2 separate regions of the Homo sapiens genome follow, and region 1 is linked to region 2. A link is a loop called in an ENCODE intact Hi-C map of the cell type or tissue named here. Cell type or tissue: heart right ventricle. All regions are shown on one strand. Links, peaks and the distances in the headings refer to the core of each region. The heading gives the core; the rest is flanking DNA.

The links. Peaks named below come from ENCODE experiments on the same cell type or tissue, not always from the same donor. Only the 100,000 strongest peaks of a DNase experiment are listed, where the experiment ranks them.
Region 1: it touches region 2 in a loop (4-fold over the local background); 13 of 110 quality-filtered maps call a loop at or near these places.

Annotation. Positions count from the first base shown.
Region 1 is chr17:82,981,133-82,991,967 of GRCh38, forward strand. The region is part of intron 6 of QTGAL (queuosine-tRNA galactosyltransferase); the gene reads right to left. Among named protein-coding and RNA genes, the nearest start is that of QTGAL, 65 kb to the right of the region's middle. RefSeq lists enhancers at 3,075-3,576, 4,981-5,275. In heart right ventricle, for the core only: no CTCF peak of the experiment used is centred there; a DNase peak (open chromatin) is centred at 5,059.
Region 2 is chr17:83,030,629-83,041,463 of GRCh38, forward strand. QTGAL (queuosine-tRNA galactosyltransferase) reads right to left here. Exons shown (of 13, transcript NM_001009905.3): 4 at 4,407-4,471. Among named protein-coding and RNA genes, the nearest start is that of QTGAL, 16 kb to the right of the region's middle. In heart right ventricle, for the core only: no CTCF peak of the experiment used is centred there; a DNase peak (open chromatin) is centred at 5,373.

The DNA.
Region 1 (10,835 bases), core at 1,485-9,484, 49 kb before region 2:
GAGTCAGGGATCCTGGATAAAACGCCAAATCCATGATCCTAGTTCCAGCCACAGATCAGGAGGAAATGAGGTAGGCCCTTTAGCAATACAGGGTTTAGGGTGACCCACTCCCCATGCAGCCGAAAATCCACGTATAACCTTGGACTCCCCCAAAACTTAAGCACTGAGAAACAAAAGTGGCTCAGAGGAGTCGGCGCCACGCGAGGTATTCACCAGCCCCAGCGGAGCTGCGAGGGTGAGACCTGCATCATGCCTCCCCCGCCGCACCCATGTGGGGCCAACTGTTTAAAGGCATTTGTCTTCCTTTCCTTCCCTGTTGTTTCCAGGCTGGCTGAAAAATCACAAGAAATGTTACACAAGTTAGACAATGTGACCTTCACCCATTATCTTCATGCTCCTGGAATCTGTGATGCAAAGAACCATCTACAGCCAGTCAATAGCTTATGTTATTTTAATGAACCAGTGTGGGAACTTGCCCCTTCTTTCTTTCTTTCAAACCCACTGTAACTGCTGCTAACTGGAGCATATGTTCGGAGCCACCTGAATCTACGTCCCCCAGGATGCCGTCCTCACACGTGGCCCAAATAAACCCTCCACATGTACTAACTTTGCCTCAGCATCTTTCTTTAGGTTGACATGGCTGAGAGCCTACTGTTGACCGGATGCCTTACCAATAACATAAACAGGTGATCAACATTGTCCTGTACATTCTGTACGTTTTGTGTATTATATACCGTATTCTTACAATGAAGTAAGCTGGAGAAAAGAAAGTGTTACTAAGAAAATCATAAGGAAGAGAAAACACATTGACTATTCATTAAATGGAAGTGGATCATCACAAAGGCCTCCAACCTTCTCACCTCCGTGGTGATGGGCCGAGCGGGTGGAGGAGCCTCCATCTTTCTCACCTCCGTGGTGATGGGCCAAGCGGGTGGAGGAGCCTCCATCCTTCTCACCTCCATGGTGATGGGCCAAGCGGGTGGAGGAGCCTCCATCCTTCTCACCTCTGTGGTGATGGGCCGAGCGGGTGGAGGAGCCTCCATCCTTCTCACCTCTGTGGTGATGGGCCGAGCGGGCCGAGGAAGGAGGGTTCTTGCTGTCCCGGGTGTCAGTTCATCTGCGACTTTTTTCAAATTGTCATAAATCTCCAAAACATTTTCCAATATATTTATTTTTAAAACTCGTGTGTAAGTGGACTCCCAGTTCACACTCATGTTATTCAAGGATCAAATGTACTTGCAAGTTTTATCTCCAATGGAGGTCTTATGTCCAGAAGAAAACGCTCAGATTCAACAACAAAACCAGTAATGTAATTGGAAAATGAGCCCACAAAAGGGCCTCACGGAGATCCTCTTCCCTCCCGCCACGTGAATGGGATCAGAGCCCACGAAAGGGCCTCACAGAGAGCCTTGTCCCTCCCACCACGTGAGGACACGGTGAGAACCAGGAATCAGGCCTCACAGAGACCAAATCTGGTGCCTTGATCTGGGACTCCAGCTTCCAAAACGGTGGAAACAGATGTTTGTAGTTTATAAGCCACCCAGTTTATGGTATTTTTGTCCTAGCAGCCTGGACAGACTAGGACAGGTCAGGAGAAAATGTGACTCTAAAGGCAGTTTCTCCGGGTGATGGGACCCTCGATGTCCTGATTGTCGTGTTGATCTGGAAACATGGGGACGTCTCACAGAACTCCCTCCACCAAGAATAAGTGAACTGCATGGGGTCTGTGGCTGCCACATCGTATCCACGTGGAGTTTCTGGTTTGGGTCCTTGTTCTCTGGTTATATAAGATGTTAGCAGCTGGGGGTGGAGGAGATGGGGGGTACATAGGAACTCTCTGTGCTATTAATATTTCTGCAATTTTTTGGCTGGGCGCAGTGGCTCACACCTGTAATCCCAGCACTTCGGGAGGCCGAGGCAGATGGATCACCTGAGGCCAGGAGTTCGAGACCAGCCTGCCCAACATGCTGAAACCTGGTCTCTACAAAAACACGAAAATTAGCCAGGCATGATGGCACGTGGCTGTAATCCCAGCTACTCGGGAGGCTGGGGCAGGAGAATTGCTTGAACCCAGAAGGCGGAGGTTGCAGTGAGCCGAGATCACGCCATTGCACTCCAGTCTGGGCGACAGAGCGAGACTCCATCTCAAAATATATATATGTTTTAGTTCTGCAATTTTTATGTGAGTCTAAAATTATTTCAAAATACAACCTTTTTTAATTGGGTAGACTTTGTCAAAATGACTCTACCATCCTGGGGGGAAGCAGTTTTTCATGCACACTTCGCCAGAAGCCTGACCTCCACGTGGACTCAGTGTGACACATTCTCAGAGTCCATTTTAAACACTCGGGCACGCGTTAGAGACACACATTCCCAGCCCCACACAGAACCATGAGATCAGAAACTACGAAGAGTGGGTCTCATTTTTCTCACTTCTCATTCCTGCCGACCTGTGGCAGGTGCCGTTCAGATGCTGGGGGAAGGAAAGGAACAGCTCAGCAATGGTGACAGGATGGGCGCCGCCAGGAACAGTCGCACAGCAGATGCTCCGTGGGGGCAGCGGCTCCCGTTATGCAGCCCTAGAGCGGGCAGGGGCACCAGGCAGGGCAGGGGCCCCGGGGCGGAGGAGGGTGTCCAAGTGCTGAGGACTGAACTGTGTGCCTCAGATTAACGGGTTGAAGCCCTAACTCCCAATGTGACTGTATTTGGAGATGGGCTTTTAAGGAGGTAGCTAAGGTTACGTGAGTCCCAAAGGTGGGGCCCTGGACTGTTGTCCTTATAAGAAGAGGAAGAGACACCAGCAGTGAGCACACAGGGAGAGGCCACATGAGCACACAGAAGAGAGGCCATATGATCACGCAGGGGAGAGGCCACGTGAGGACGTGGGGGAGGGGAGAGGCCACGTGAGCACACAGGAGAGAGGCCATATGATCACGCAGGGGAGAGGCCACGTGAGCACACGGGGGAGAGATCATGTGAGCACATGGGGGAGAGGCCACGTGAGGACGTGGGGGAGGGGAGAGGCCACGTGAGCACACAGAAGAGAGGCCATATGATCACGCAGGGGAGAGGCCACATGAGGACGTGGGGGAGGGGAGAGGCCACGTGAGCACACAGGAGGCCATATGATCACGCAGGGGAGAGGCCACGTGAGCACACGGGGGAGAGGCCATGTGAGGATGTGGGGGAGAGGCCACGTGAGCACACGGGGAGAGGCCACAGAAGGACGCAGGGAGAGGCCACGTGATTATGCAGGGGAGAGGCCATGTGAGCACACAGGGAGAGGCCACAGGAGGACGCAGGGAGAGGCCACAGGAGGATGCAGGGAGAGACCACGTGATTATGCAGGGGAGAGGCCACAGGAGGACGCAGGGAGAGGCCACAGGAGGATGCAGGGAGAGACCACGTGATTATGCAGGGGAGAGGCCATGTGAGCACACAGGGAGAGGCTACAGGGTCGTGCAGGGAAAGGGTGCCATCTGCAAGCCACAGAGAGGCATGAGGAGGAACCCACCCTGCCAGCAGCCTGAGCTTGGACCTCCAGACCCAAGAACTTTAAGAACACAAATGTCTGTTGTTTAAGCTGCCCTGTCTGTAGTGTTCCTTTATGGGGGCCTGAGCTGGGACGGCGGGGAAGCAGGGATCCCCCCAGGAGACGTGCAGGGCAGCAGGGGTCCGCGTCACACCACTGTCTGCCTTCCCTTCTTGGTGAGTGCGGCCCACCCCGGGTAGCTAGAGCAGGAGCATGCATCTCAGCCCTGTCCACTTCCTTCAAGCTGCCAGGACCTCTGAGTCCCCTTCGTGGCCCTGCTGGGACCCCCTCCCTCGAGTTTCCAGAAGGGCCCAAGGCAACCTGGGAAGCCGGGTGGCGGTTCTGCCCATGCCTCCCCTTTGGGCCTCCCTGGAATCAGGAGATGCAGCCCCCTGGGGAAGGGACAGAAGGTACAAAGAGGGCCTGTCTCAGACAGGGGCGCTTTCAGGCAGGCACCACCCCAGGCCACTGGCATAGACAACTTTCACCTTTCGGTTTGTTTAGAATTAGCAGTGTTAATTTTACACAGCTCTGATTTAACGTTGTATGTGGTGACTATCCCATCAGGCATGTCAAACAGACACATCAAAAGTCAAATCAAAATATGCCACTTCCCACATCACAAATGTGACTCAGACAATGAACATAAAACTTGACTTGGTGGCTGAGTTACCTTATTAAAATAGTTGGAAGTGATTTCTGTTAATGTAACAGCTGAGAAATGGTTTAAATGAGATCTCTTCTTTGAACTTCACACGTTAATTCCCACTAACTTGCTAAAGGAAAATTCTATCTAAGAGGACCTACCTGATTTATTTGTTATGACTGGGTCTTCATGTTACCCCTCGATTCGGAACATGAATTTCTGGTTCAAACTGTGCCTCCTCCACTTCAATTACATCCTTGGTGTTTAGTGGCACCGTTTTCACGTGACTCCTGCTACCCAAGAATCAAAAGCAGCAGAAGCCCGTGCTCAGCAGGTCCTGAGGCTGCGGCGACCCCACGCCTCCCACTGCCCTAATACGCGGGACTGAATCTCCAAAGAGGAAAACCAAAATCAGGAGCCCAGGGTTGATCGGAGGCCAAAAGCTTCCACAATGAATATGGAATTTTTACTTCCCAGTTAAGAAGAAGAGAGGCCTTACGAGGTTTTCCATTTCCCTGCCCCGTGAGACAGCTGGCATTCTTTAAGAAAAGCATTAAAAATCATCGTGTATTCCAGGAAAGTGTGTGTCCCTGAAGAAGTGGCACATCCCAGAATCTCTGAACTCTGGTGATGGGAGGACCCAGGAGGGCTCCTCAGGAGGGTCCGGGCCTGTTCTCTGTGCACTCCAAGTGCTGAGTGCCTGGGATCAAAGCCCTCATGCTGTCTTCAGGAGCCCTGCTCAGAAACCTGACACCGGGCCAGGAGCTCAGGGCGAGGGACTCTGCACACCCTTTCAACGTGGGGGACCCTCTCCGCTTCCCAGCCAGGAAGCTGCACCAGACACTCACAAAGGTGACTTTGTGCCCGTGAACTCGGCTGCAGCCCACAGTTTGGGCTTGCTGCCGCCGGTGCAGACAGGAAATAGCTGCTCTGCGGCAGCCCGACCCCGTGGCCACAGAGCAGCCTCTGTTCCTTGGTAATCGTCAACATCTGGCAGGCACCTCCACGCCCCTCCGCCCCCACCATACGCTGCTGGCTGGAGGCTCCCGTGCAATGCCAGGTGTGTTGGGAGAGGACAGGCTATACCCACAAGCTGGGCTGGAAGTAAGGAAATCGCTTTAAAAGCAGGAAAACAAATTCGCTTCCCCACGCTTTAACCACTGGTACCTGTAAGAGGCCATCAATGGAATATTCATCTTCTCCAAATGTAAAAAGTAAATCTAAATGGAAGAAGGTCTTTTTCTTCCCCCGCTTTTCCGCGTGACACAGGATGTTATGGAATAGAACTTGAAAGCTGGTGAAGCAGATTTGATGCGGAAAGCAAAGCTCATCAAGGAACCCTGATCACTGTGAACTCACTTAATGGAATAGTTGATGCCGTCATCATAAACAGCACCAACGTTAGAAGCCAGTGATCCTTATACTAAGGTTTCAGTTTTACTGCAGATCAAAATTACATTTTCAAAATTCAGAAAGCATTTCATTACATGGTGCGATCACAAGAAATCCGTAATGTTGGGGCGTATTACTCCCACAACCTCGCTATTAGAGGTGGACGTCCTGGCACCCCTCATGGGGTGCAGAGCACCTTTCTCCTCTTGGACTGAGGTGTGCAGCTGGCTGCCCCCGCTCCTCCCTGTCCCACTAACCTGACCATACCCCCACGAGGCAGAGTGCCTTTCTCCTGCCCTGGAGTGGGGCTGACACAGTCTCGAACACCATAATCCAGGATGTTGAAATCCTGAAAGATCAAAATCCCTAAAGTCTAAAATCCCCCAAATCACAATCCTGAAAAATGTAGTTCTTGAAAAAATAATTTTAAAAATTCTTTACCCCATTTACCCTAATATAGTTATTACACTTTGCATGCCTTTATCAAAATATCTCATGTGCTCCATAATTATATACACCTACTATGTGTCCATAAAAATTTAAAAAATTCTTTATCTCAAATGTTAGCGAGAAAAAGGAAAAAATAAATAATGATTTGAAAGACATTTGCTTACAATTTTAAAAAGAAGACTTATTTGAGAAATGTACAAAAACATGACAGCATGCTTCATAGGCCACTTTACACAATAAAACAGACAATACTAACACACACATTTTTACAAGCATAAACACTCAAGTACACTAATGACAGTCACATGGGTATAACGGTTAATGAGCAGATGAACCGTATTCATAAAGAAATAGCTCCTGTCATCTGAAATATTCTGTTGGACAACCTAAGTCTTTGGACAAGATCCATCAAAAACCATGATGGTTGTATATGTGTGGTTTTATTTCTGAGATCTCTATTCTGTTCTGTTGGCCTATGTGTCTGTTTTTGTACCAGTACCATGCTGTTTTGGTTACTGTAGACTTGTAGTATAGTTTGAAGTCAGGGAGTGTGATGTCTCCAGCTTTGTTCTTTTTGCTTAGGACTGTCTTGGTTATACAGGCTCTTTTTCAGTTCTACATGAATTTTAAAGTAGTTTTTTCTAATTCTGTGAGGAATGTCAATGGTAATTTAATGGGAATAGCATTGAATCTATAAGTTACTTTGGGCAGTATGGCCATTTTCACGATATTGATTCTTCCTATCCATGAGCATGGAATATTTTTCCATTTGTTTGTGTCCTCTCTTATTTCCTTGAGCAGTGGTTTGTAGTTCTCCTTGAAGAGGTCCTTCACCTCCCTTGTTAGCTGTATTCCTAGGTATTTTATTCTCTTTGTAGCAATTGTGAATGGAAGTTCATTCATGATTTAGCTCTCTGCTTGTCTACTGTTGGTGTATAGGAATGCTTGTGATTTTTGCACATTGATTTTGTATCCTGAGACTTTGCTGAAGTTGCTTATCAGCTTAAGGAGCTTTTGGGCTAAGATGATGAAGTTTTCTAAATATAGGATCATGTTGTCTGCAAACAGAGCTTCGACAAACCTGACAAAAACAAGTAATGGGGAAAGGATTCCCTGTTTAATAAATGGTGCAGGGAAAACTGGCTAGCCATATGCAGAAAACTGAAACTGGAGCCCTTCTTTACACCTTATACAAAAATTAACTCAAGATGGATTAAAGACTTAAACGTAAAACCCAAAACTACAAAAACCCTACAAGAAACTCTAGGCAATACCATTCGGGACATAGGCATGGGAAAATATTACATGACAAAAACATCAAAAGCAATTACAACAAAAGCAAAATTGACAAATGGGACCTAATTAAACTAAAGAGCTTCTGCACAGCAAAAGAAACTACACCATCAGAGTGAACAGACAAGCTATGGAATGGGGGAAAATTTTTGCAATCTGTCCATCTGACAAAGGTCTAATATCTGGAATCTACAAGGAACTTAACTTTACAAGAAAAAACAAACAACCCATCAAAAAGTGGGCAAAGGACATGAACAGACACTTCTCAAAAGAAGACATTTAGGCAGCAACAAACATATGATAAAAAGCTCAACATCACTGATCATCAGAGAATTGAAAACCAAAACCACAATGAGATACCACCTCAAGCCAGTCAGAATGGCGATTTTTTAAAAATCAAGAAACAACAGATGCTGGCAAGGCTGTGGAGAAGTAGGGATGCTTTTACACTGTTGGTGGGAATGTAAATTAGTCCAACCATTGTGTAAGACAGTGTGGTGATTCCTCAAGGATCTACAACCAGAAATGCCATTTGACCCAGCAATCCTACTACTGGTACATACCCAAAGGAATACAGATCATTCTATTATAAAGGTACATGCACGCGTATGTTCACTGCAGCACCATTCACAATAGCAAAGACATGTAATCAACCCAAATGCCCATCAATGATAGACTGGATAAAGAAAATGTGGTATACCATGGAATATTATGTAGTCATAAAAATGAATGAGATCATGTACTTTGCAGGGACATAGATGGAGGTGGAAGCCATTATCCTCAGCAAACCAAAACAGGAACAGAAACCCAAACACTGCATGTTCTCACTCATAAGTGGGAGCTGAACAATGAGAACATATGGACACGGGGGGAACAACACACACTACGGCCTGTTGTGGAGGTGGGGGAAGGGAGGGCATCAGGAAAAATAGCTAATGCATGCAGGGCTTAATACCTAGGTGGTGGGTTGATGGGTGCAGCAAACCACCATGGCACAGGTTTGCCTATGTAACAAATGTACCCCCCATTCTGCACATGTATTCTGGAACTAAAAAAAAAAAAAAAAAAAAAGATGGTTACCACCACATACACATTCACCCCAAAAGCCAAGATCTCAAGAAATTTCATCTTTCATAAATGCAGATGTACAAAAAGGACATCTTTTCATTTACTAAGGAAGTTTCAACGTTTTTACGGACATGCACAATGCTTACAAAGTCAACATTGTTGATAGTGCACCTTTGTGGAGTCGAATTTGCAAAAAGATGCATAAATGAATTACAGCTCTGTAAAAGAAATGATGCAAAGGTGAAACACAAGCATAGTGATTGTAAAACATAATGCTGACAATTTAAAATAGAAAAAACAAACAAAAATAGAAAAAATTACAAACAATAAAAAACTAAACAGAAAATCTGATTTATGAAAAAGTATACCACAGGAGTATATTACGGGCAATTGCACAGAAACAGTCCCTAAGAGCTGGCTGACTTTCACAATCATTAAGTGTATTTTGAAGGTTTGCATCACAATGGATAACCGCTTTCTTTTAAGACATGGCTTCCTTGGAGAATGAGCTCACATTCATCTTCTCTGCGGCACTGCTCTTTTTGAAACTCCTCTGTGATTTGACACACACCAGGATAAGCCTTCTCCTTACATTTTCCCGTCTTCCATGCTGTGCTTCTGTGTTGTTCTGGGTACGTGGATATGCATTCTGCATGCCCTCTTGTACAGACCCCAGGTTTAATACAAACCATACTGGTGATGGAACAGAACACTGTTGTGTAAGTGTCTTCTTATCCTACTATACACACAATTATTTTGAAGCAGTCAGTCACTTTGCTGGTTTCTTTGGGCAAATGTGGCCATGATTCCCTAAAAGCTCTCAGTGTGTGATCAGCTGGGAGGAACGCCAACGCAGGCAGTGTCATCAGCAGGAACGCCAACACAGGCAAGAGACTCGCCATCGTAGGCAAGAGACTCAACTCATTTTTAAACGGAAGTTTCTGTCACTGCCATATCACGTGGCCAAGCCACTCATCTGGATTTTGCACCAAATGCATTGGACTGAATGGAAAAAACAAACTTTATTGGTAACAACTTGAAATTCACTTACAGAAGACTTGATGGCACCTAATTCCAAATCCATCATTATAGTTTGGGGATTCAGTTAGATGCTAGGAATTTTAGATTTGGGGATTTTGATCTTTAGGGATTTCAAATTTCAGAATTACAGCACTGGAGATTCTGTCTTCCAGGACTGTGACAGGCACTGGTTGAAGCCCTAACCCCCTATTTGAGGTATTGTGGAAATGGGGCCTCTGGGAGATGATTAGATTTCACGTGAGGGTGGGGCTCTACTGGGATCAGTGTCTTTATAATAAGAGACACCACAGAGCCTGCTCTCTCTCCCTCTGTCTCTGCCATATCAGGGTTCAGAGAAAAGGTGGGTGTCTGCAAGCCAGGAAGAGCCACATCAGAAAGCAAGCCCTGCCAGGTCTTGATCTAAGACTTTCCAGCTTCCAGAATTGTGAGAAAATAAATTCTGTTGTTTAAGCCACCTAGCCTCTGGCATTTTGTTATGGCAGCCTGAGCTGATTAAGATAATAATCCAGATCGTAGATGAAAATTAACTAAAAAATGGATTGTAGATCTGTATGTAAAACCCAAAACTATACACTTTTTAGAAGAAAACAGGAGGAAAACTTTTGTGAACTGGGTTAGCCAAAGATTTCTTAGATACAACATCAAAACCACATCCATGGGCGGGGAGTGGGGAGCAAGGTGGCTGATATGGTTTGGCTGTGTCCCTACCCAAATCTCATCTTGAATTGTACTCCCATAATTCCCACGTGTTGTGGGAAGGACCCAGTGGGAGATAACTGAATCATGAGGGCAGTTTCCCCCATACTGTTCTCATGGTAGTGAATAAGTCTCACAAGATCTGATGGTTTTACATGGGGTTTCCGATTTCGCTTCTCTCTCATTCTCTCTTTGCCTGTCGCCATCCACGTAAGCTTGGTCCTCCTTGCCTTCTGCCATGATTGTGAGGCCTCCCCAGCCAAGTGGAATGCAGATGCAGCTTAGATCGCAACACTCAAGTCCTACTGACTACCTGGAAAGCCTTTCCAAGAAGGACAGGTACGAACAAACATAGACTGCAAAGACTATATGACAAATACCTATCTCTGCAATGCCCAGACACAGATGAACATCCATAAGCATCAAGACCATCCTGGAAAACATGACCTTACCAAATGAACTAAATGAGGCACCAGGGACCAATCCTGGAGAAACAGAGATATGTGACCTTTCAGTCAGAGAATTCAAAGTAGTTGTTCTGAGGAAACTCAGAGAAATTCAAGATAACACAGAAGGTATTCGGAATTCTATTTAAAAAAATTAACAAAGAGATTAAAATAATTAAAAAGAAGCAGAAATTCTGGAGCTGAAAAATGCAGTTGACATACTAAAGAATGAATCAGAACTTTTTAATAGCAGAATTGATCAAGCAGAAGA
Region 2 (10,835 bases), core at 1,348-9,347:
CCCGGCGATGACTCGACAATGCTGTAGAGCCGGCCGAATGGATGCAGAGCCTTTGGGCCGTCCCCGTCTGCAGCGCCCGCCCCGCCTTGGCCCTTCTCATCCCAGCCACATGGGCCCCTCTCCTCTCACCTGAGGCCCCAGTTCAGAGGCCTCGGGGCGGTTCCGGGAAGGCCATGTGGCTTCCTGTGCACGTGGACAGCCATGCGGCCGGTTCCCCAGTGAAGACGGGAGTCGGGGGACAGGAGGGTGGCAGAGGCTCTCCACCCTGGGAACCCTGAAGGGCGAAGGGAAAAGAAAACCTGGTCGGCTCAGAAGTAAGCAGCGCTCTCACAACCACCAGACCTCCTGGGTGAAGCCGCTCTGCAGATGTTTTCATAGACATTATGTTTGAACATCTCTAAGAGGACTGGAACCCAAATCATTATAATGAATGAGCTATTTAGAGGCTATTTTCTTTAAAAGCCAGGCTTCTTGTTTACTTTGTTTTATTCTACTAAAGTTTCCAAGAACACAGACAACCGAGACGAGAACACAGCAGTGTGTGCCAGGAGGAAACGCCGCGTCAGGCACTGATCCATCAGAGGCCGGCAGGGAAGGGTGTAAACTCAGCGACGGCCGCCAGAGCACCCACGGGTCCCTCGCAGGACCAGAGTCACGTTTTCCAGCGGGGAAGGGTGTAAACTCAGCAACGGCCGCCAGAGCACCCACGGGTCCCTCGCAGGACCAGAGTCACGTTTTCCAGCGGGGAAGGGTGTAAACTCAGCGACGGCCGCCAGAGCACCCACGGGTCCCTCGCAGGACCAGAGTCACGTTTTCCAGCGGGGAAGGGTGTAAACTCAGCGACGGCTGCCCGAGCACCCACGGGTCCCTCGCAGGACTGGCGCCACGTTTAGACAGGGCTCTGCGAGGACTCACCCCTCTGCCCCTTAGGAACCTGGCCATGGGACAGTCACGGGGGAGGCCTTCCACAGCCTTTCCAAGGACACCTGAGGCCACCTAATAGGCTCGAGGACAAGCCGTCTAGGCAGGTGTCACGTGACGAGAACGGTGTGCAGGGAGGCTCCACTCTGACTGCAGCAGGTGTGGGGTGGGTCCCAGGGAGGATGGAGATGCTTCATGAGCAAAAGGTGAAGATCTGTTTAAACCGTCCTCAGTTGCCAACGCTAGAGGTCAGGAACCGAATCTGTTCGACTGTAACGCCCTCTGCACATACTGGATCCAGAGTGAGTTTCAGGTGACGTTCACACTGGTCAGCTGGGCAAAACCCCAACGTCCTTCGAGGATGTTCACTCTCGTCCTCATCAACTCCACAGAGCAGCCAGCACCCGGGAAGGTGCCCACAGGCCCAGCCTCACAACATCTGCAGACCTGCTCCTAAGCCAGGCACAGAAGCTGAACAACCGGGTCAGACCAGGCCAGGCCTCCGACGCAGACCGAACTCGGGAGCTGAACAACCAGGTCAGACCAGGCCAGGCCTCCGACCCAGACCGAGCTCGGGAGCTGAACAACGGGTCAGACCAGGCCAGGCCTCCGACGCAGACCGAACTCGGGAGCTGAACAACGGGTCAGACCAGGCCAGGCCTCCGACCCAGACCGAGCTTGGGAGCTGAACAACGGGTCAGACCAGGCCAGGCCTCCGACCCAGACCGAGCTCGGGAGCTGAACAACGGGTCAGACCAGGCCAGGCCTCTGACGCAGACCGAACTCGGGAGCTGAACAACGGGTCAGACCAGGCCAGGCCTCCGACCCAGACCGAGCTCGGGAGCTGAACAACCAGGTCAGACCAGGCCAGGCCTCCGACGCAGACCGAACTCGGGAGCTGAACAACCAGGTCAGACCAGGCCAGGCCTCCGACGCAGACCGAACTCGGGAGCTGAACAACCAGGTCAGACCAGGCCAGGCCTCCGACCCAGACTGAGCTCAGGGGCCCAGCACACCCTAATCCTGTCACCCAAAGACAATAAAAAGCACCATTTTCCATGTGGTGGGTTGAGCTGTCCTTGGTGGATGCTGTCTTAGTGAGGAAAACATTGGATGGACCATCTGAGCATGAAAACATGAGCCCAAGGAAGGGTCAGGAGAGAGGGCTGAAGGTTCTGTGTAAGAAAACGGGAGAAATCTGAGGTGTTTTGGTCTAAGAAGAAAAGAGAAGAAAGAGACCCAGGCACCAGGACAGGAGTCATAGCAGCTGGTGCCGCCCTGGGGGTTCCGCCTTCCCGAGCTGGGCCGATAAATATGCAGTTTTACCCCGTCTGCACACGGGCACGCCTCTCCCAAACTTCCACATGTACCAGGAGCATGTGCAGAGGCTTCTGGTGATCAAGGAAAAGAGCTGGGTCAGGAGGAGAGGAACGGGCGGCTCCCGCGTAAATCCCCGCGTAGGCAGGAGCTCTGGGCCAGAGCGGCCTGGAGACGCTGAGCGGCACCCCAGGAATGCACAGAAGCCCCGGAACCTGGCCACAGAGGAGGGACAGATACAGATAAATGTTCCTGAAGTTTATTTTAAAGTAATTTTTAAATATCTATAGTTGAGTGTAGACTATACAAGCGACTACCTGTTATTCAGTCATTTGTCCTGCTATTGAAAAGTCTTTATAAACATCACAGTGACTCCCCCATGGAGACCTGCCGGAAACTTCTCCACCGTGACCCTCCCGTCCCATGTTAACGTTTCTGTTTTCCATCACAGTCAACAACCTGAAGCTTCTTTGTATCCAAATCGTTCTCAGAGATGCCAAGAAGGAAGCTGAGGAGTGAAGGACACTCTTCAGGCTCTTGATAGAAAATGCAAAGTTACACTGTCAAGATGGCATCAACTTAGACTGTCCAAAATACTAAGTTATATGCTTTTTTTTTTTTTTGAGACAGAGTCCCGCTCTGTCGCCCAGGCTGGAGTGCAGTGGCGTGATCTCGGCTCACTGCAAGCTCCGCCTCCCGGGTTCACGCCATTCCCCTGCCTCAGCCTCCCGAGTAGCTGGGACTACAGGCGCCCACCACCACGCCCAGCTAATTTTTTGTATTTTTAGTAGAGACGGGGTTTCACCGTGTTAGCCAGGATGGTCTCAATCTCCTGACCTCGTGATCCACCCGCCTCGGCCTCCCAAAGTGCTGGGATTACAGGCGTGAGCCACCGCGCCCGGCCTAAGTTATCTACATTTTTAAAAGTGTTATTAGTTCAGTTTTTAAAAGAATCTCACTAATCTGTGTTTGAATACAAATGACTTAAATTCTTAGAAAGTTTATTAGTTGTTTGTACATCCACTCTGAGAGTCTGCTTCTGTCCTCTGCCTACTTATCTATTTTTCTTAGTGTTTTGTTTGTTTGTTTTTTGAGACAGAGTCTCACTCTGTCTCCCAGGCTGGAGTGCAATGGCGCAATCTTGGCTCACTGCAACCTCCGCCTCCTGGGTTCAAGCGATTCTCCTGCCTCAGTCTCCCAAGTAGCTGGGATTACAGGCGCACACCACCACGCCTGGCTAATTTCGTATTTTTAGTAGAGACAGGGTTTTGCCATGTTGGCCGGGCTGGTTTCAAACTCCTGACCTCAGGTGATCCATCTGCCTCGGCCTCCCAAAGTGCTGGGATTACAGGCGTGAGCCACCGCGCCCAGCCTTTTCTTAGTGTTTTCTTATCAACCTTTAGAAATCAGTAAGGTTATTCATCTTTTAAGTACCATATTTTCCGATTTCATCCCAGTTTATCTTCATTTTGCTCACATCGCTCTCTGCTGTGCAATTTTACATTTTTATATATCTTACTTACCATGATTAACTCATTAAGTGCTACAGCAATTAAACAGCAACAACCTATTGACCTTAATTTTTAAGGTTGTCTAATAACTATTTGATAAGGTTGGGCTGTGTCCCCACCCAAATCTCATCTTGAATTAATAACTGATAAGGTTGGGCTGTGTCCCCACCCAAATCTCATCTTGAATTAATAACTATTTGATAAGGTTGGGCTGTGTCCCCGCCCAAATCTCATCTTGAACTGTAGCTCCCACAATTCCCACGTGTCGTGGGAGGGCCCCGGTGGGAGGCCACTGAATCACGGGGGCGGGCATTTCTGTTCTAGTGATAGTGGGTGAGTCTCAGGAGAGCTGATGGACTTCAAGGGAGGAGTTTCCCTGCACAAGCTGCCTCTCTCATCGGCCGCCACGTCAGACATGCGCGACTGTGAGACCTGCCCGGACACATGGAACTGTGAGTCTATTAAACTTCTTTTTCTTTATAAATTACCCAGTCTCGGCTATGTCCTCATCAGCAGCATGAAAACGGACTAACACATTATTAGTCTAATAACCATTAGAAAAATGATTTTCAAGAACCGCACTAAAATGTAAGATCATTTAATTATTCAACCAACATGTACACATTTATACATTATAAACAAAAGAAAGTTACTTACCGAATCCAAAAAGCAAAGGTAAGACCCTGAGCTCTGGGCAACTGCTTGATTTTTAGCGTATCCGACTGTGGAAAAAAGAAGAGCAAAACTCTTTTATAATTCAGTTTCCAGCAGCATTCTCTTTCATAGAGCTTAGTATATGATATTCTTTTTTTTTTTTTCGAGATGGAGTTTCCCTCTTGTTGCCCAGGCTGGAGTGCAGTGGCGTGATTTTGGCTCACTGCAACCTCCGCCTCCTGGGTCCAAGCGATTCTCCTGCCTCAGCCTCCTGAGTAGCTGGGATTACAGGCACCTGCCACCACGCCTGGCGAATTTTGTATTTGGGGGTTTCTCCATGTTGGTCAGGCTGGTCTCGAACTCCCAACCTCAGGTGATCTGCCCACCTCGGCCTCCCAAAGTGCTGGGATTACAGATGTGAGCCACCGCACCCGCCCAATATACGATGTTCTATAAGAAAGCTAGGAACATTTTGCACTGCCACCAAAAATGTGGGTCAGCTTTCAAAGGAATGAAAGGAAAGTCAGAGAGAGACAATATTCCACCTTTGGTAGGTGGCATAATGAGAACAAGGATAAAACACAGAGTCCACTGGGTACTTCATTAAAGTCTGACACTCACTGAAGGAAAAAAAAATGAGATGGACCTTTACTGAGTACAGCACTAAGCTAAGTCCTGGGAATATTTTTTTAAACAAAATTAAAATATCCCTGGAAGGAAGTCTGTAAAGTCTACCCTGATGAAAGTCAGGATCCGGTCACAAGAGGGAAGTTGGGGGCTGGCACATGTGTGACGGGCTGGTGGAGGTCACTGAGGTAGACCCTCGGAGGGCGGTTTGCACGTGTGTGATGAGCTGGTGGAGGTCACTGAGGTAGACCCTCGGAGGGCGGTTTGCACGTGTGTGATGGGCTGGTGGAGGTCACTGGGCTGGACGCGTGGTGGGTGATCCTCTTGGCGTGCATCTCTGTGATGAGCTGAATGTGCTGCCAGCATCTACAACACCAGAGTGGGTGCACATCCCATGACCCAGCTCTGATCCTAACAGATACTGTGCGGCGTAAACCCAGCAGAACTTAATCTGCATGGCCACCAAGAGCAGCACTGTCATCAGAGCTCAAAACTGGGAACTACCCAAGTGCAGAATGGAAAAGCTGGAAACATACATGACAAGAAGGCACCCTCCAGGGCTGTACACACAGCGTGGGTGCCTCTCCCAGGCTGCTAAGCAGAGAAGGGAGCAGCTGCTGGGTGGGGGCCCTGGCCCGGAGCACGAGGGCAGCCGAAATTCTTCTGTGCTGTGAGAAACTAGGAAAGCAGCTGCCCTTGGGGAAGGGGGTGACCAGAGGGGCCTGAGGGGGCTTCTGGGGGCTGCGATCTTCTGTTCTTCCTCAGGGTGCCGGTTACATGGTGTGTGCAGCTTATGAACCTTCATCCAGCAGTAAGACTGTGATGTGCACTTTTCTGTATGGATATCATATTTTAAGAGGAGTTTCAAAAAATCTCTGTCTTCAAAGACATCACAACTGAGCTGGAAAAGGCTGAACGATGACCTGTGGTTAAACGCCAAAGGAACGGGACTGAAAACGGGGATAGGGAGGCCTAAAGGGTCCCTGTTAGGGAGCTGTGGCAAGAGCCTGAGGCTGTTAAGAACGTGAACCAGCAGAAGCAAGGCAGCCCAGGGCAGACCACCGTCCTGGGTGCTGCCCTGTGGGCGGTGGGCAGTCTGGGCAGCCCTCATTATCTGGGGCAGCCTATGTTTGGGAAAGCAGGCACTGGGCAGCTTTGTGGGAACTGCATGTTGGGCTAAGAAGGCTCAACTTCCCCCTGCCAGCAGGGGTAGCCAAGGAAGGCTTCTGAACAAGGAGTAACAAGCAGAAATTCATGCGTGGCAAGCTCAGCTTCGATGCCAATGGCGGGTGGATCAGAGGTGGCATTTAGCCCAAAATGAGGGTGCTGAGGAGGCTCCAAGGGGCAGGATACCCACTTTCCCTAGAAAAGAGGCTGGCAACACCGGACAGTTACAGACATCATGGCACCCAGGAAAGTCATACAAAGCAAAACAGACGTGTGCAGAATTAAGCAATAGATCTCTCTGGTATCCAAATCAAGACAAGCTGCAGAAAGTTGTCTGTTGGAGGGACAGTGGCCAAGTGTGCATTTCGGCCACACCCGTGGCACTCTCCCGTCTCCACTACAAGGAGGGGAAGGCAGGGCTCCCACCCCACGGGGGCTGCCCTGTTCCGGGGGGGCATCGAGCAAGCTCACGGCACCACTGGGACCGCACAGCCGCACAGAAGCGAGACGCACAGAGTCTCCCACCCTCTCTGCGTTCTCCAACCCGGAGCAGTGCCCCTCTTCATACCAGGTAGCAGTTTAATTTCTAGCATTAATCCCTAAAGTTTAGCCAGCTCAACCCAGTTAGCCAGAGGATCCCAGATGTCAAAAAGCCAGGGGCATAAACAGGCGCAGGGAGGAAATGCACCCGGGGAGGCGAGCGCCTGTTCTGCCCTGGGATGGATGGTGGGCCGTGTCTCCAGGGCCGCTGCAGCCAAGCCTCCATCATCGCTGCAGGGCCAGGTGAGTGCCCTGAAGCTCCTCACGAGAAACACAGGCGGAGGCACCTGTGAGGACGAAGGGCCGGAAGGGGCCTTCCACGAGGCACACTGTTCAACAGGGGCTCTGCTCACAATGCGGCTTGTTAGCGTCAGGTTTCAGGAGAGAAGGGTATCCGTGAGCCTGGGTAACGAAGGAAGACTTATCTCACTAAGGAAGCTGGAAGTTTCTCACAATGAATCCTGTGTTTGGCAGAGACAAGGAATTTGCTTTAATATTATTGCCTTGAAGAAAGTCAAATGTTTGCGTGGGGCTCCTGCTTGGGGAGGCCAGTCCCTTTGTGAGGGGATCTGGTTGCCATGGTCTCAGCAGGAAAAACTCACACGGCGGCGAGATATTAACATTCCTTCCTCCTGGAGAGAAGAGTGGGGATTGTACTTCATTTTGGTTTTAGCAAGCGGCGACGTTATTAGGAAAGTGGGGCTCCGTTAGTGCATGAATCGTAATAAGTGAATCAGCCCATTTCAAATACCCAGCACTTCTGAAAAGAGACACTTTGGATCTATGTTATCTAATAGTCAATATAACTCTCCCTATTCAAGAAAAAATATCATTACAGGAAAATACGTCCCTTTCAGCTATAACCAAACCAACCATATTTTATTAAAGTGTAGAATAGGGTCCCCACGAGGTCTCCTTACCCACACTTCAGACAGGCAGCAGGACGGCTCATTTCAGCCCTTCACCTCGGTCCTTCAGAACTTTACAACGGATTGTTTTTATTATTGGCAGAATTCATACAAATGGGATATGCCTCAAGTTAGAGCTAATCTATAAAAAGTACTTTATGAAAAGCAAAATGTTTTCAAAATAGATGAATGTTTTTAGACAAGGAGTGTCACAACAGTCACCAAAATACTTTAAATTTGTTTTCATCCAACTATAAAAGATGCAAAACTCTCTCTAATATTCTTTAACTTAAAAGAATATTAGGCCGGGCGCAGTGTTTCACACCTGTAATCCCAGCACTGTGGGAGGCCAAGGCAGGCGGATCAGGAGGTCAGGAGATCGAGACCATCCTGGCTAACACGGTGAAACCCCATCTCTACTAAAACTACAAAAAAATTAGCCGGGCGTGGTGGCGGGCTCCTGTAGTCCCAGCTACTTGGGAGGCTGAGGCAGGAGAATGGCGAGAACCTGGGAGGTGGAGCTTGCAGTGAGCCGAGATCGCGCCACCGCACTCCAGCCTGGGCGACAGAGTGAGACTCCATCTCAACAACAACAAAAAAATATTAAAAGATGTTTATAGTAGTTTCAAAAACCAATTTGTTTACACACATTACAGAAGCAAGTTGAAACAGATGTTCTACAATAATCAATTTATAAAGAGTTTTCTATTTCAAACCAACGAAAGATAATGAAAACAAGATATAACTTGGGAAAAAACATCTTCCAAATACACAAGACGATGATGATGACAGCAATGATGATGACAGACAGCTGCCAACACCTCCTGAGTGCCCGCTGCCCACCGTCCATCCCAGGGCAGAACAGGCACTCACCTCCCTGGGTGCATTTCCTCTCTGCACCTGTTTATGCCCCTGGCTTTTTGACACACTGCTGAGCGCCCGCCGCCCGCCCCTGTTCTAGACACACTGCTGGGCGCCCGCCGCCCGCCCCTGTTCTAGACACACTGCTGGGCGCCCGCCGCCCGCCCCTCTTCTAGACACACTGCTGGGCGCCCGCCGCCCGCCCCTCTTCTAGACACTGCTGGGCGCCCGCCGCCCGCCCCTGTTCTAGACACACTGCTGGGCGCCCGCCGCCCGCCCCTCTTCTAGACACACTGCTGGGCGCCCGCCGCCCGCCCCTCTTCTAGACACACTGCTGGGCGCCCGCCGCCCGCCCCTGTTCTAGACACACTGCTGGGCGCCCGCCGCCCGCCCCTGTTCTAGACACACTGCTGGGCGCCCGCCGCCCGAACCTGTTCTAGACACACTGCTGGGCGCCCACCGCCCGCCCCTGTTCTAGACACACTGCTGGGCGCCCGCTGCCCGCCCCTGTTCTAGACACACTGCAGATTAGCTCATTTCACACCTCACAGCACTCCAAGATGGGTGCTGACTACCACGACCTGTTCACAAATAAGGAAACGGAGGCAGAGCGAGGTGGCCGTGGAGCCGACCCCACCAGCCTGGCCCCACACCCAAGTCTACTTTACTCCTGCGTCTTCTGAGCCCCAGGGCACTGCAGGAGAAGAGCTGGGGCCAGGAGCTGCTCCTGTCCACTGAGACACCCCGCAGGTGAGCCTGTGATTTTGTGAGTCTCACAGATCTGAACAGGACCCAACAGAGGACTTAACTCCCCAGGCTCTCACATGGGGACATTCCAGAGGGACCGTAAACCCTCAGCCGCTTGCCCTTGAAATACGTCATAGCTGTAAGACTCCCTCAGGACCAAGTCCACTAGAAAGTGGGGTGATGCCACCCATTCCTGAGCACATTCTAAAGCAGTGGCTCCTGATCCTGGATGTGTCTCAGAATCTTCTGGAAAGCTTTTAAAATCCCAATGCCCACGCTGCACCCCAGACCAATTACATGAGAATATCTTAGGGTGAGACTCAGGCACTGGTTTTCTAAAACTCACTGATGATTCTAACGTGCACAAAGTTGACGACCATTATCTTAGAGAAGCTGTGACTCCTAAAATCTGTAGGAACCCGTCCACCAACTAAAAACGTATCATCTGCCAACCTTGACTTTTTCAGCCCCATGCAATATAGGCAGGCATATTTTTTTCAAGTCTTATATGGAAACTTTAAAGTCAAACTAAAAGGACCCTGATCTATTACAATCAAAGCTAAGAACACAAGCTAATCATTCAACATAAAAACAGAGGGTGAATGAAGAAACCTGAACACAGCTTGACCCAGCATCATGAAATTTCAAAATTCAAAAGTACAAAAAGAAAAATCTTAAATACTTTGAGAAACAATACCTTTAAAATAACAAGAGTCAGACTGGTGTAAGATTTCTTATTAGAAACATGGACACTAGAATATAATGAGGCAATCCCTTTAAAATTCTAAGAAAAATTATTTTGCACCTAGAATTCTATACCCAGCCAATCTGTCAACTGAGCATAAAAATATTCTTGAGCAAGAGAAATAAGCAGAAAAAAAGTTTGAAAAAATAATGGCTGAGGCTGGGCACAGTGGCTCATGCCTGTAATCCCAGCACTTTGGGAGGCCGAGGCAGGCGGATCACAAGGTCAGGAGATCGAGAACATCCTGGCCAACACGGTGAAACCCCATCTCTACTAAAAAATACAAAAAATTAGCTGGGTGTGGTGGAGGGTGCCTGTAGTCCCAGCTACTTGGGAGGCTGAGGCAGGAGAATGGCGTGAACTTGGGAGGCAGAGCTTGCAGTGAGCCAAGATCATGCCACTGCACTCCAGGCTGGGTGACAGAGCGAGACTCCATCTCAAAAAAAAAAAAAAAAAATGGCTGAAAAATTCTCAAATTACTAAAATTTTACTGGAGGAGCTCAAGAGTATATTTAAATATGCAGAAGAAAAATTAGCAAACACAGAGATAGATGGGTAAGTCTGAATCTGAAAATGGAGACAAAGAAGAATGAAGAAAGTGAAAAGCATCTCAGAGAAAGCTGGAATACCAATAACTATACCAACATATGCACAATGCAAGTACCACACGGAAAGGCAAGAGAAATAAGCAGAAAAAAAGTTTGAAAAAATAATGGCTGAAAAATTCTCATATTATTGAAAAACATTCATCTACACATCCAGGAAGCTCAACAAACTCCATGTAGGATAAACACAGAAGATTCGCAGCTAAACACATCATAGTAAAAATGCTGAAAC